Regions from separate parts of the Homo sapiens genome. Here regions 2 and 3 are each linked to region 1. A link is a contact called in ENCODE Hi-C or POLR2A ChIA-PET data. All regions are on one chromosome and are shown on one strand. Each heading gives the region's core, a stretch centred on a gene start or an enhancer-like site at or near the end of the contact. The rest is flanking DNA. Distances are from core to core; before and after follow the strand shown.

Evidence for each region. A loop is a pair of places that touch in the nucleus more often than their neighbours do. ChIA-PET counts read pairs that join two places held with the same protein, here RNA polymerase II (POLR2A). Pooled maps may share reads with other maps.
Region 2: a pooled map shows a loop between it and region 1 (3-fold over the local background). The contact joins two enhancer-like sites. A Hi-C loop is called at or near these places in 4 of 50 pooled maps. POLR2A ChIA-PET finds 5 or more read pairs at or near these places in 5 of 52 experiments (HEK293T, T-cell, activated CD4-positive, alpha-beta T cell and 1 more).
Region 3: a loop to region 1 is called in a map with no recorded cell type, with 10 times the contacts of the local background. The contact joins the promoter of AGFG2 here to the enhancer-like site in region 1. A Hi-C loop is called at or near these places in 1 of 37 single-sample maps with no recorded cell type and 9 of 50 pooled maps. POLR2A ChIA-PET finds 5 or more read pairs at or near these places in 2 of 52 experiments (GM12878 and Panc1).

Annotation. Positions count from the first base shown.
Region 1 is chr7:100,395,489-100,398,090 of GRCh38, forward strand. It overlaps PILRA (paired immunoglobin like type 2 receptor alpha), which reads left to right. Exons shown (of 7, transcript NM_013439.3): 4 at 2,391-2,424. Among named protein-coding and RNA genes, the nearest start is that of PILRA, 23 kb to the left of the region's middle. RefSeq lists enhancers at 1,367-1,416, 2,284-2,602. Within about 2 kb of position 1,288, at least 6 of the 41 ENCODE cell types and tissues checked have a DNase peak (open chromatin) inside an H3K27ac peak, as active enhancers do; they include GM12878, where a contact is called at or near this core.
Region 2 is chr7:100,242,341-100,244,942 of GRCh38, forward strand. It overlaps the pseudogene CASTOR3P. Among named protein-coding and RNA genes, the nearest start is that of PVRIG, 24 kb to the left of the region's middle. RefSeq lists an enhancer at 1,164-1,563. Within about 2 kb of position 1,318, at least 6 of the 41 ENCODE cell types and tissues checked have a DNase peak (open chromatin) inside an H3K27ac peak, as active enhancers do.
Region 3 is chr7:100,537,881-100,540,482 of GRCh38, forward strand. AGFG2 (ArfGAP with FG repeats 2) reads left to right here and starts at 1,323. Exons shown (of 12, transcript NM_006076.5): 1 at 1,323-1,687. The coding sequence starts at 1,467. RefSeq lists an enhancer at 673-1,174 and silencers at 1,054-1,333, 1,384-1,683.

The DNA.
Region 1 (2,602 bases), core at 38-2,537:
TACTTTTCAGCAACCTCTTGTCCAACAGAAGAAACAAATTTGTTTTTTTATAAATTATACAGGCTCAGATATTCTTATATACATTAGCAGCACAAAATAGACTAAGACAGTATACAAATCACCAACAAGCAGATGAAAATGGCCAACTAATCATCAGAGAAATGCAAATCAGAACTACAGAGAGCTATCTCCTTATACCCAGAAGGACAGCTACTATTTAAAAAGTGTGTAAATGACAAGTGTTGGGAAGAATGTGAAGAAATTGGGGCCCTTGCGCACTGTTGATGGGGGCTATAAAATAGTGCAAATGATACAGAAAAAAAGCATGGCCTTTCCTCAAAAATTTAAAAATAAAGGCCAGGAGTGGTGGCTCACACCTCAAATTCCAGCACTTTGGGAGGCTGAGGTGGCAGATCACCTGAGGCCAGGAGTTCGAGACCAGCTTGGCCAACATGGTGAAACACCATTTCCACTAAAAATACAAAATTAGCTGGGTGTGGTGGCGGGCACCTGTAATCCCAGCTACTCAGGAGGCTGAGGCAGGAGAATCACTTGAACCCGGGAGGCAGAGGTTGCAGTGAGCTGAGATTGTGCCACTGCACTCCAGCCTGGATGACAGAGCGAGACTTCATCTCAAAATAAATAAATAAATAAATAAATAAAGCTACCATACGATCCAGCAATCCCACTTTTGGGTACATACCAAACAGAACTGAAAAGAAAGGTCTTGAAGAGATATTGATACACCCATGTTGATAGCAACACTATTTTCAATGGCCAAGAGGTGGAAGCAACCCAGATGTCCATCAATGAATGAATGGATGAACAAAATGTGGTTTATACATATAATGGAATATTATTCAGTGTTTAAAAGAAATTCTGGGCCAGGTGCAGTGGCTCACACCTGTAATCCCAGCACTTTGGGAGGCCAAGGTGGGTGGATCACCTGAGGTCAGGAGTTCGAGACCAGCATGACCAACGTGGTGAAACCCTGTCTCTACTAAAAATACAAAATTACCCAGGCCTGGTGATGGGCGTCTGTAATCTCAGCTACTTGGGAGCTTGAGGCAGGAGAATCGCTTGAACCAGAGAGGCAGAGGTTACAGTGAGCCTAGATCACACCACTGCACTCCAGCCTGGGTGACAAGAGCGAAACTCTGTCTCAAAAAATAAAGAAAAAAAGAAATTCTGACACATACTACAGTATAAACGAAACTGGAAGACATCAAGCTAGGTGAAATAAGGCAGTCACAAAATGACAAATATTGTATGATTCCACTTTTCGGTGGTGCCTAGAGATATTAAATTAATAGGAACAGAAAGTAGAATGGTGGCTGTCAGAAACCGCAGGGAGGAGGGAGTAGGGGTTCTTTAAAACTGTTTCAGTTTTGCAAGATGAAAAGGTCCTGGAGATGTTTCACAACAGTGTGAATATACTTAACACTAATGAACTGTACACGTGGTTAAAAGTGAATTCTAGTGTTTTGTTTGTTTTTTTGTTTTTTTTTTACCGTAAGTAAAATAAAACATAACCTAAAGAGAGGGAAAAAACAGAGGGACAGAAGAGTGCTGGAAAGAAAGCTGCAGCATGGAAATGATACTAGCAATTAATATTTCAGAGTTCTCAGTCTAAACATTAAAAAAAAAAAAAAAAGTCCTGTAGAAGTGGAAGGGGAGGTCCCTGGAGTTGAGGGGTACCTCAAGGCCTGGGTTCAGAGGGTGTCTCTGTGGACATGGAGCCCTCCTGGGAGGAGGCTAGATGGTGGAGGGGATGTCTGTGGACCAGGAGCCCACTGCTTGGGAAACACTGCAAGGATGCCACGGGGATGGGAGGGGCAGGACACAATGGGAGAGGCAGCAGAGGATTCAGGGTGGGACCAGCCAGAGGGGAGGGGAAGCCTAGTGGTGGCAACAGAATTTGAACAGCCACAAACATGAGTCCCAAGCACGACGCTCCCAAGGCTGGAGGGCAGACATAGCCGCCACCCAGAAGGAAAGCACAGGCACGGTCTCCCTGAGGACCTGGAGGGAATGGGGGCGGGGTGCCAATGTCAAGGGAAGGGGAGGGGAGGGGAGAAGTGACTGGGCGAGGGCTCAGCGGTGGAGGGAGCCAGGTTGGGGCTGAGCAGAGAGCTCAAGAGAGAAAGAAACCAAGGGAGGGGGTCAGGGTGAAGGGGTCTCAGGAGGTGACATGGAAGACAACAGGGAGGACAGGTGGAGACCTCAGGGTGCCGGCTGAGTCCCAGGCCCTTCCTGATGGGTTTGGGTGGAGCAGCTCTGCTGCTCCGGTCCCTCTAAGGAGGGCCTCAGCCTAGGGCGCAGCAGAGAAGGTGGGATGGAGACTGCCATCACCCGGATGCCACCCTGACTCACTGTTGGTCCCCCTACAGGTCAGCAGCGGACTAAAGCCACAACCCCAGCCAGGTGAGTGCTGGGCCTCCCCAGGGTGGGTTGGGGGGTGCATGTGCAGGCAGTGGGCTGATTTGGGAAACAGGGAGTGTGCTGCTAAGAACCCCACAAACCCAGCCTGCCACGGCCATTGTTGCATCCCCAACTTACCCATCCTTGTTCTCCTTTGTCCTCTAGGGGCCAGGCTCTTGAC
Region 2 (2,602 bases), core at 68-2,567, 150 kb before region 1:
GATAGAAAATAAGGCCGGGTGCGGTGGCTCATGCTTGTAATCCCAGCCCTTGGGGAGGCCGAGGTGAGTGGATCACGAGGTCAGGAGATCGAGACCACCCTGGCTAACACGGTGAAACCGTGTCTCTACTGAAAAAAAAAATACAAAAAATTAGCTGGGCGCGGTGGCGGGTGCCTGTAGTCCCAGCTACTCGGGAGGCTGAGGCAGGAGAATGGCGTGAGCACGGGAGGTGGAGCTTGCAGTGAGCTGAGATCGCGCCACTGCACTCCAGCCTGGGCGACAGAGTGAGACTCCATCTCAAAAAAAGAAAAAAAAAGATAGAAAATAAAATGTGCTTGTGTCACGGGCGACCAGGCTGAATCCAATCAGACAGCGTGGGTGATGGTGTTTGGCAAATTCCAGGGTGATTATGGAGAGGCAGGGCTACCAAAGGGGATGGATAGGGCAGAAGAAATCACAAAGATCTGGGGAAAGCCCCAGGAACCCAGGCTCCCCCCAAGGAGATCTCAGTCCTTGTAGACAAGAGTATACCTTCTGCTTGTCAGGTCTTGGTGCAAAATGATCACTGATTTTGGATCTCCCCAATTCTCACGGTCCCCAGTCCAACTTCCTTTCACCCCTACCAGCCTATCACCTCCCCAGCCATGGCGATATCCATTATAGTACTGAGATTAATCACTTCCATGTCTGTCTGCCTTTTTTTTTTTTTTTTTTTTTTGAGATGGAGTCTCACTCTGTTGCCCAGGCTGGAGTGCAGTGGTGCGATCTCGGCTCACTGCAACTTCTGCCTCCCATGTTCAAGTGATTCTCCTGCCTCAGCTCCCCGAGTAGCCGGGATTACAGGTGTGTGCCACCATGCCCCGCTAATTTTTGCATTTTTAGTAGAGATGGGGTTTCGCCATGTTGGCCAGGCTGGTCTCCAACTCCTGACCTCAGGTGATCCACCCACCTCAGCCTCCCAAAGTGCTGGGATTACAGGTGTGAGCCACCGTGCCCCGCCCCATTTCTGTCTTTGCGAGCAAGAGACAAGGCTGCATCTCCTCCTCCAGGGCCGCCATGCCCAGCACAGGGCTTGGTACGAGGTCTGTAATCAGTGTGACCTTAATGAATGTGCTGTAGAATGATTCCCATTTCACAGACGGGAAAACCGAAGCTTAGTTGGGTTAAAGGAGTTAGCTGCCTGGGGTCTGCCGAGCCGGGGCTGAGCTGCCTGTACGGGTTGGGGACTTCCTGAAGGCAGGGGGGACTTGTAGCATACGCCCCATGACTCAGCGTTTCCATTCTGAGACATGCACCCTTTACAGATACGTAACGGGAGACACAGACAAGAGGATCCGTGACAGCCTGTTCTCAGTAACAAAAACCTGGCCACAGCCCAGATGCCCATCAGCAGGAGAGGACATGAAGAATGGCAGAATATTACCCAGCAGGCAACATGAACCATCCACAGTGTTAAGCAAAGAGATAAACAAGTATCAGCAATGTCACAGCACTGTGGGTTGAAAAACAAGTCCCCAGACATTGTGTATGGCAGGGTACACTTTTTACAGAGTTACAACTACTTATGATTTAAAAAAAAAACAAAAACACCTGGCCAGGCACAGTGGTTCATGCCTGTAATCCCAGCACTTTGGGGAGGCCAAGGCAAGCAGATCACTTGAGGTCAGGAGTTCGAGGCCAGCCTGGCCAACATGGTGAAAACCCATCTCTACTAAAAATACAAAAATTAGCCTGGCGTAGTGGCACATGCCTGTAATCCTAGCTACCTGGGGGACTGAAGCACGAGAATCGCTTGAACCTGGGAGTTCGAGGCTGCAGTGTAGATCACACCACTGCACTCCGGACTAGTGAGACTCTGTCTCAAAAAAAAAAAAAGGCAATGCTTTGGAGTTGGCTGTTCGATCCTGTGGTCTTGGGCATATTTACACAGCTCCTGAGCCTGTTCCCCAAACTTCCAAGAGGGGTACATACTGTCTGCCTTCAGGAACCAGGGTGGGGAATCAATGTCCCTTTGTAGATAAAATCACCAGGTGACCAGCCTGGGCAACACAGTGAGACCCTGCCTCTACCAAAAAAAAAATCTAAAAAAAAATATTAACAGGGCCTGGTAGCATGCACCTGTAGTCCCAGCTACTCAGGAGGCTGAGGAAGGAGGATTGCTCAAGCCCAGGAGGTCGAGGCTGCAGTGATGAGCTGTGATTGCACCACTGCACTTCGGCCTAGGTGACAGCGTAAGACCTTGTCTCAAAAAATAAAAAATAAAATTAAAAAAGCACCAGGCGGCCGGGCGCGGTGGCTCATGCCTGTAATCCCAGCACTTTGGGAGGCCGAGGGGATGGTTCACCTGAGGTCAGGAGTTTGAGACCAACCTGGCCAACATGGTAAAACCCCGTCTCTACTAAAAATACAAAAAAAAATTAGCCGGGCGTGGTGGCAGGCACCTGTAATCCCAGCTACTCAGGAGGCTGAGGTGGGAGAATTGCTTGAATCTGGGAGGCGGAGGTTGCAGTGAGCCGAGATCGCGCCACTGCACTCCAGCCTGGGTGACAGAGCGAGATTCTGTCTCCAAAAAAAAAAAAAGCACCAGGCATGCTGTGGCTGC
Region 3 (2,602 bases), core at 73-2,572, 140 kb after region 1:
AATTAGCCAGGCGTGGTGGCGGGTGCCTGTAGTCCCAGCTACTCGGGAGGCTGAGGCAGGAGAATGGCGTGAACCCAGAAGGCGAAGCTTGCAGTGAGCCGAGATCGTGCCACTGCACTCCAGCCTGGGCGACAGAGCGAGACTCCATCTCAAATAATAATAATCATAATAATAAAAATACAAAAATTATCTGGGGGTGGTGGTGGCCGCCTGTAATCCCAGCTACTCAGGAGACTGAGGCATGAGAATTGCTTAAACCCAGGAGGCAGAGGTTGCAGTGAGCTGACATCGTGCCACTGCACTCCAGTCTGGGCAACAGAGTGAGACTCCATCTCAAAAAATTAAAATTAAATTAAAAAATTAAAAAAGTACCCAAAAAGTCTTTTCCAAGATGTGATTTTAATTCTCTGCGTAGGATTTATTACTAACTGGTGATTCTTTAATTTGTGTATTGTTTGCTTCCCCCTACTAGAAACTAAGCTCTATAAGAATATTTTGTTTGATTGCTTCGCTGCTGTATTCTATTCCCAGTGTCTAGAACGTGCCTGAAACCTAGCAGACACTCAGTGTTTGTTAAATGAATAATCGAATAATAGTCCACCTACTAGGAGGGTTAAAGGCAGGGTTTCTAAAGTTGGAAGACCCAGAGTGGAATCCTGGGCCACGCACTCGTGTGATCTGCCGCAAGTTGTTGAACCTAAGGGTGTAAAATGGGGATTCCACCTCTGGGATAGGCGGAGCGAATGAAATGACATTTATAAAGCACTCCCTTCGCTCTGTGGCTCAGGAATTAGAGCACTGGTCTAGTAAAGCACTCTTGCTCCCTCTCCCTCTCTCCCTTAAGCGCTCTCTTCTTTCCCCCTCCTGCTCAGCCCCTCACATGGCCACTTCTCTTCGGCTTTGCATGACACTCTACACAGTCTAGAGTAAGCCTTTGAAATTTGCCGGGAATTAACGTCATCAGTCGGGAGGACGACAGCTACGCACGCGCGGGGCACCTCCTCTGTCTCGCGCGCTAACTTTGCAGCCCCGCCAGCCAATCAAAATTAGCGTCGGAGCCCGAGTGCCGAGGACTCACCAATCGGAACTAGGAGGCGGGCCACGGTGGAGGCAGCGGCGAGAGGGGGCGGGGACAAGGAGAGGGCACGCACGGTTCTCGCTGCTGGGGTCTCTGCCGGCCAATAGGAGAGGCCTGAGGCCTGAAGGCGGTGGGGCGGGGCATTGGCGGCTCCAGCAACCGGAGGCCGTCCCAGGGAGGGCCAATCGGAGTAAGGAGGTGGGAGAAACCTAGCCAATCAGTGTGCAGGACGGGCAAGGAGGGTGGTGGACGGCGAAGTCTCCTGCGGATGCCGCCCGCTCCCGAGCTTCTGTCAGGGGAGCCGGGCGTGCGGAGGCGGCTGAGGAGGCGGGAAGGCGGCAGTGGTTGAAGGGGTGATTGCTGACTAGCGGGGAGGGAGTGGGCAGCGATGGTGATGGCGGCGAAGAAGGGCCCGGGCCCGGGCGGCGGGGTCAGCGGGGGCAAGGCGGAGGCGGAGGCGGCCTCGGAGGTGTGGTGCCGTCGGGTGCGGGAGCTGGGTGGCTGCAGCCAGGCCGGGAACCGCCACTGCTTCGAGTGCGCCCAGCGCGGGGTCACCTACGTGGATATCACCGTGGGCAGCTTCGTGTGCACCACCTGCTCCGGCCTCCTGTGAGTGACCGGGAGGGAGTGGCCGAGGTCGGCGTGGGGGGACCCGGGGGCGGGGTGGGGAGGCCGGGGCTCCGGGGCGCGAGGGAAGGGGGCCGAGGTGAGGGGCGGAGGGGAGGTCAGGGAACGCGCCGGCTGTGGGGACGGGGTCGTCTGCTGCAGCGGTGTGGTGGGGAGGGGAAAGGGCAGGGGAGAGGAAGCAAGGCCGGAGTCGCTCTGCGGAGAGAAGGGTACGGGTGCAGAAAGACGCCCGGAGAGGGACCGAGAAACTCCCCGAGGGGGTCGAGGCAAACTGCAAGTGGGGAGGGAGAAAGTGCGGAGGATGGAAGGGAACTCGGAGTGGGATGGGGTGTCGGGACTTAAAGGGCCAGAAAATGACATGCACCTTTAGAGGGAACTTCATGCAGGTGGAAAGCAAAAAGGAAAAAGGTGGGGAAAGCCGGCCTGGAGATGGACGGGCACCTTTCTTCCTTCGGGCTTGTGTCCCTGCTGGAGTGTGAGATGCAGAAGCCAGCTGAAACTTGGTTGAAATTCCTATGATTAGAGTACAGGATTAAAAAAAAAAAAAAAAGCGAATTAACCCCGATTGACAGCCTAGAGATAGTGGCTGGAAGGGAGCCATGGTCCAGAGTTCAGGTGTAGATACTAATCTTAGCAGGGCTTTGAAATGTTACCCAGAAGGTAAAACTCTTACGAAATCTAAGAGATGAGAGCCAATGGGTTACCCTGGTAGAGAGCTTAGCTTTTTCAAACGTTTGCACGTCTAGGTGAGCCATCCTGAAGGTTAATCATTTACACCTTTAAGATCCCTGTTGCCATGACTGGATCCTGGTGGTAGCATCCAGGAAACTCTAGATTTTGGGGGGGCTTTGGTGCATCATCTGAGTGCTACTCTTGGCATTGGTACTGTTCGGTCAT